Regions from separate parts of the Homo sapiens genome. Here region 1 is linked to region 2. Evidence: chromatin loops called from intact Hi-C (ENCODE). Cell type or tissue: stomach. All regions are shown on one strand. Each heading gives the region's core, and the rest is flanking DNA. Links, peaks and the distances in the headings are about the cores only. Region 1 has its middle 4.4 kb from the start of AHDC1. Region 2 overlaps AHDC1 (AT-hook DNA binding motif containing 1).

Region 1 (2,904 bases), core at 232-2,731, 52 kb after region 2:
CAGTATGCAGAAGGGGAGACGGAGGCTTAGAGAGGTTGCGGGCCTATCCTAAGCTATTGAGCTGCAGATCCAGGAACAAGAGGCCCATTGGACTGGAGCCATTATGGCCCTGGTTTTCCCCTTCTTTGGATGGGAACAGCTCAAAGCTGGAGCCCAAGAGACCACGCAAGCAGGAAGCCTCCCTCATTGTGGTACAGTGGGGACTAAGGCCCCCAGGCTCTGTTAGCCCTCCTCCTGGGCCAGCCCCTTTCCCCTCCCCCGTGCAAGTCCTCCCACATTCCTCTAGGCCACAGGAAACCCCAGCTGCAGCCCAGACTTCAAACAGCTCCTCCCTCTGGGGCAGGGGGTGTGGGAGGAGAGGCCAGAGGCCAGAGGGCAAAGGTCAGCTTTGTTCCTGCCGGAGGTGGTGAGGGACCTGGGGGAGACAGAGGGGGAGCAGGGTCGGGCCCTTGACAGCCACACTGAGTGTGTGTGAATTCCTGTGGCCGTCAGGGTTGTGTGATTCCCGCTGTGCGCCTGTGTCTGGGGGGTAACCCTGTGTCCTCGGTTTGCTTTCGCTTGCAGGCCTGACTTCTGTGTCTGAGTGTGAAGCAGTGCATGTTTGTCTGTGGGTGCTCAGCCTGGGATCCCACTGACACGTCTGTAGGTGCCATTACTTGTATCGCTATGTCTGGTTCATAGGCGCGGTCAAAGCTGTGTGTCCTATGAGTGTGACCTGGTATGGTTCTTTGTGTCCCAGAGGGGTGTCCGTCTCCTGCCTCTTCGCCTCCTATCTTTCCTCTCCATTGTCACCAAAGAGTTCCTTCTGAAAGTGAATCTGGCTGGGCGCAGTGGCTCATGCCTGTAATCCCAGCAGTTTGGGAGGCCGAGGCGGGCGGATCACTTGAGGTCAGGAGTTCGAGATAACCCTGGCCAATATGGCAAAACCCCGTGTCTACTAAAAATACAAAAATAAGCCAGGCGTGGTGGCTCCCGCCTGTAGTCCCAGCTACTTGGGAGGCTGAGGCAGGAGAATCACTTGAACCCGGGAGGCAGAGGTTGCAGTGAGCTGAGATGGCACCACTGCACTCCAGCCTGGGCAACAGTGAGACTCCGTCTAAAAAAAAAAAAAAAAGTGAATCTGACCTGCTCAAAACCCTTCAGTGGCTCCCCATTGTCCAAGGCTTAGGATCCCAGCTTGAGTGCATGGTAGACAAGACCCATGCCTGCCTTTGCCATCTTCATCTTTAGCCACTAACCCCTCTGAAATTTCACATTCCTAGCACACCTACCTAATTGTAACTCCCTGAGCAGTCTCATTTCTTGCCTTTGAGCTCACTTAATTCTGTCCAGTCTGGAATGTCCTTCTGTTGCTTCTTTCTTTACCAAGCAAACTCTTACTCTTGTTTCTGATGAATCAACACCTCCTCTGAGAAGCCTCCCAGACTTCCCCCTGCCCAGTTGAGTTAGGACTCTCCCCTGTTCTCCCACATAGCTTTATTGTCATTTTCTGCCCGCATCTGTCCTGTTAGCACCCATCACCATTAAACTGTGACCTCTTTGAGAGCAGGAACTGTGCCATATCTCCTGTCCTGTGGTGGGAAGTTTCTGAAGAGACCTGGTTCTCCCATCCCGGGAGGGGGGAAAGTTTCTTGCAGTTTTGGATGTAGTACTCAGAGTCACCACTAGAGAGAGTGTGAACATCACTGCAGGACCATCCAGGCTCGTGTGTGTGTGTGTGTGTGTGTGTGTGTGTGTGTGTGTGTGTCTTCGATACTGTACCTGGGGTGTGTGTGTGTGTGTGTGTGTGTGTCTTCAATACTGTACCTGGGGTATGTGTGTGTGTGTGTGTCTTCGATACTGTACCTGGGGTGTGTGTGTGTGTGTGTGTGTGTGTGTGTGTGTGTGTGTGTCTTCGATACTGTACCTGGTGGAGTGGAGAGAGGATCCACTCAGCTCAGTCCCGGAGCAGTGGGATCCAGAGTAGACTCCATTCCCCACAATAAGTCCTGGGTCCCCCAGATTTCTTCTTTCTTTTCCCCACAACTCAGAGCCCATACCCCTTGGCTTTCCCCCTCCTACTTCTTGCCTCTGACTCTCCATCCCTCGTCTTCCATGCCTCATCTGCACCCTCAGCCCTCCCATGCCTAATTATTGGCACTTGCCTGGCCTGAATGGGCCTTACTCTACCATACGTCTGGGCCTTTGCACATGCTGTTCCCTCTGCTGGAGATGACCTCACCCTCTGGCTGCTTCATCAGGCAGACTTTTATTTCACAGACTCCAAGAAATCCCCCAGACTTGGCTCCCAGACTGACCTTGCCCCTAAGTGTTGTCATTGTTTACTGTTTTGCCTCCTAGACAGGACCAGCCTACAGGAGACATCAGTAGATGTGTGTGAAATTAATAAATGACTTAGTTCTTTTACGAGTACAATCCTCAGCATGTAGGGAGCTACCCCTGAGCCCTACGTGCACCAGGCCCTTCCTGGACCTGACTCTGGGTCAATATGACACTTTCCCATGCTGCTCCTTCAAATAAAGAAATGTGACCCGGGGAACACATGAGACTTTGAGTTCAAATCCTGGCTGTACCATCCACCTGTATGACCTTGAGCCAGTGTTGTAGCCTCTCAGAGTCTTGTTTCCTCTTTTGTAAAATGGGGATAATCACACATCTGCGCTGCCTTGTGGTGAAGATCAAATTAGATGATGCATGCAAAATACCCGCATTAGTCAATTAGGTGTCCTCCTCCCCCACCATGAACTTGGAAATAAAATTGCCCTCTGAGTCTTAAACCAGTAAAATCCACGCATCACGGAGGAGAAGAGCCAGGTGGGGGAGTGAATGAGGCGAGAGATGGTTTTGTAAACGACTGAAGAGTTTTGTGAACGGTGCAAACCGCAATCAAGGTGACCCGCCTGT
Region 2 (2,904 bases), core at 310-2,809:
CCTTCCACTCCCAGCTCCTGTAACAATCCTTCAGCCACTTCTGAAAATGCTCCTTCTAGCGCCGTGGTCTAATTTAAGGCTGGGAGGAACCTTAAAATTATCTAACCCATTGGCTTCCAAAGCCTGGGCCTGGGGGAGCTGTGTAACATTCCAGATACCCAGGCCCTAGTCCAGGGGAATGTGACTCATAGATGTGAAGGGACATCTGGGAATCTGTATTTTTAACCAGCTACCCCAGTGGGGACACTTTCTAGTGCCATCTCATGCCCCTCCCATTTTACAGATGAGGAAACTGAGACTTGAAGAGGGAAAGAGACTTTGTCCGAGGTCACAAAATGGCACAGGAAGGGGCCCTTTGGTTGCCCACCCAGGTGGAACATCCCTCTATCCACTGTTCCTTCTCTCTCTGCAGGCTCCAGGACTCAGCTGCTCCTCGTTGTCCCACCTACTGGTCCCACCTACTTTGCTCTCTCCCAGGCCTGGCTGTGGACCTGGCCCCTCCCAGGTCAGGATCTCTCTAGTCCAAGAACTTGGAGCACTGTTGCCCTCACAGGGAGGACAGTGGGTGACACCCTCACAAACGAGAAAAGGGGCTCAGACTCTGGAACCTCCAAGTCCAATTTCCAACAGTGTGGTTGGGCCGTGGCTCCTGGCACCCACTTGGAGATGCCCACCAGAAGCCCCCTCCCTCCCTCCCTTACTGAGGGTCAGGCTAGCCGAGCCTTCCCCGCCCTGGAGACCTCCCAGCTGGGGCCTGAGGGTGTGATCTTGGCAGAAGAGAAAAACCTCCTCTCCGGTGGTGGCTTCTGTTCAACCCACCCGTGAAGACCTCTGGGCACGTCCTCCTGCCAGGCCTCCTGAGGCTGGCCACTGCTCTCTTTTGCAGCCTCCAGGATCTGAGGGAAACAGCTGGCTCCCCTCCTCACCACACCCCGGCGGCCATTCTCTTGGACCCCTCCCAAGGGTACCACCTAGCCCTGGTCTGTGGACAAAGTCAAAGGGGTACTTCTGTCTGCCTGTCTGCTGTTGGGTCAGTGTGTCTGAGCTTGCCCATAGGGACACCAGCTGGTTGGGAGGGGGCTGGGGGCCCCAACCTGCTGTGCACAGTGCCGGGAAGCGCCAGCCCACATCCTTGAGTCCCCAGCCCCACCCTCCCCGGCTGTGGCTGTGACCACCCCACCCCTTCCCCAGCCCTCCTTCCCCTCCCCCACCCACTGCCTCCCCAGGGGAGCCAGGCTGCCAGCCCCAGCTCTCACTTCCGGCCTCATGACCCTCTCTCCAGCTTGCACACTCCTCCTCCCCCACCATTTCCCTCCCAGCCTGGTTCGAAGGCCCTGGGATGTCCTCAAATGGAAAACACTGCATCAAAGGGGCCATTACTGCTGCTCTGAGACCTTCCCATCACCTCCCTTTTCCTCCAGGGGCCTTATCTCTCAGGATCTGTCCCTCAGGGACTAGTCATCACCTCTGTCCACCTCCTTCCCTTCAGCCGCCTACCTGCCCACACAGTAACACCTGAATATCTTCTTTCAACCTGATCCCAGGCACAATATCATAATACAAATAACAATGATGGCAATAATAATGGCAGCTGTCACTCATTTGGCATCATTTAAATAGAGGCACAGAGAGGTTAAGTTATGCCCTTAAGAACAAACAGCCATCTCATTCAATTAAGCTGGTGTCTGAATTTAGGTTGGGCTTCTGTAAATCAAACTTCTTTGGTGTCCAGAGATTCAGCGCCCTCCCCTGCAGCCTCCTACAACGGTCCTAGTCCCAACCATCAGTTCTAATTTTTGACTTCTAATCTATCCTCCTCTCAGCTTCTAGTCACCACCTCCCACCAACAGCCATCCAACTAGATGCACTACTCTCCCTCGCCACTAGGTGTCCCCTTGGAGCCACTGATGCCCCCAAGGGGAGCTGGCCCTGCCCCGCCCCCTGGGGCCATCAGGGCCCCCCCACAGCACAGCACAGCAGTGCACACCCCACCCCACCCTACCCCCAGCCACACAGAGCTCCTTTGTGCAACCCTCGCCCACCCCCTTCCTCCCTGGAACAGGGCACCTGGCAAGCAGGTCTGCCCCAGAACCGCCCCCTGCCAGCCCCCTGCCCTGGGTGCCAGGTGTGTGGGCGCCACCGCCAGCTCTGGCTGGACCCGAGGGTCACCCTGCCGGCGGCCCTCCCTTCCTCCCTCCGAGGTCACCCAGGGACTAAGCTTCCCGCCCTGCTCCGCCCCCCTCCCCTCCTGCCCTTGGCCCTTCCAGACTCCCGTCCTTGTCTTTCCTTCTGTCTCCCGGAGGACTCCCCTCCTCCAGCCCCACTAGGCCTTCCCTGCAGCCTCTCACCCCCGCCCACCTCCTTCCCCAGAGAGCTCCTTGTTCCACGCCCCCCCGCTCCCCGCCCAGGTCTGAAGAACTCCTCCTCCTGGAAAGTTGCTGCTGGAAAGGAAGTGACTTCAGCAATTTGGCCACAAGGCTGGGCACTGCTGAGCCCAGCTCAGCTCAAGGCTTGCCCAACCCACCTCCAAAGCACAAATGGAGCCACATGTGCACATCACTCCCACTGTGCACCCAGAACCCTGAGCACACACTTAGCCAGTGTACACACAGATCCCCGTGTGCATACACCGTACCATCGCAGTGTATTCAGATCTTGTCTATACACACATCTCTCCAGTGTACACTAGCACCCTTGCACACATGACATCCAGTGTGGCACACACAGTATCCCCACACCTGCCCAGTACACACCCAGAATCCTGCATATTCATACTTCCGGGTACCACATACACAGCCCTTGAACGCTCCCCAGCCCAGTCCACTTACACAACTCTTGTATATTACCCCATGTGCACGGAAGGACAGAGCCTTCCACACACACCTGCTTGCACACAAGCTTGAG

The links. A loop is a pair of places that touch in the nucleus more often than their neighbours do. Peaks named below come from ENCODE experiments on the same cell type or tissue, not always from the same donor. Only the 100,000 strongest peaks of a DNase experiment are listed, where the experiment ranks them.
Region 1: a loop joins it to region 2, with 4 times the contacts of the local background. A loop is called at or near these places in 101 of 110 quality-filtered maps.

What each region holds. Positions count from the first base shown.
Region 1 is chr1:27,607,137-27,610,040 of GRCh38, forward strand. No RefSeq gene overlaps it. Among named protein-coding and RNA genes, the nearest start is that of AHDC1, 4.4 kb to the left of the region's middle. RefSeq lists an enhancer at 1-316. In stomach, for the core only: CTCF peaks have their summits at 1,655 and 1,854; DNase peaks (open chromatin) are centred at 245 and 1,685; H3K27ac peaks cover 374 bases.
Region 2 is chr1:27,555,030-27,557,933 of GRCh38, forward strand. All of the region lies in intron 5 of AHDC1 (AT-hook DNA binding motif containing 1), which reads right to left. Among named protein-coding and RNA genes, the nearest start is that of AHDC1, 48 kb to the right of the region's middle. RefSeq lists enhancers at 386-941, 2,453-2,542. In stomach, for the core only: CTCF peaks have their summits at 1,862 (motif pointing right) and 2,074; DNase peaks (open chromatin) are centred at 1,242, 2,032 and 2,372; H3K4me3 peaks cover 640 bases; H3K27ac peaks cover 2,393 bases.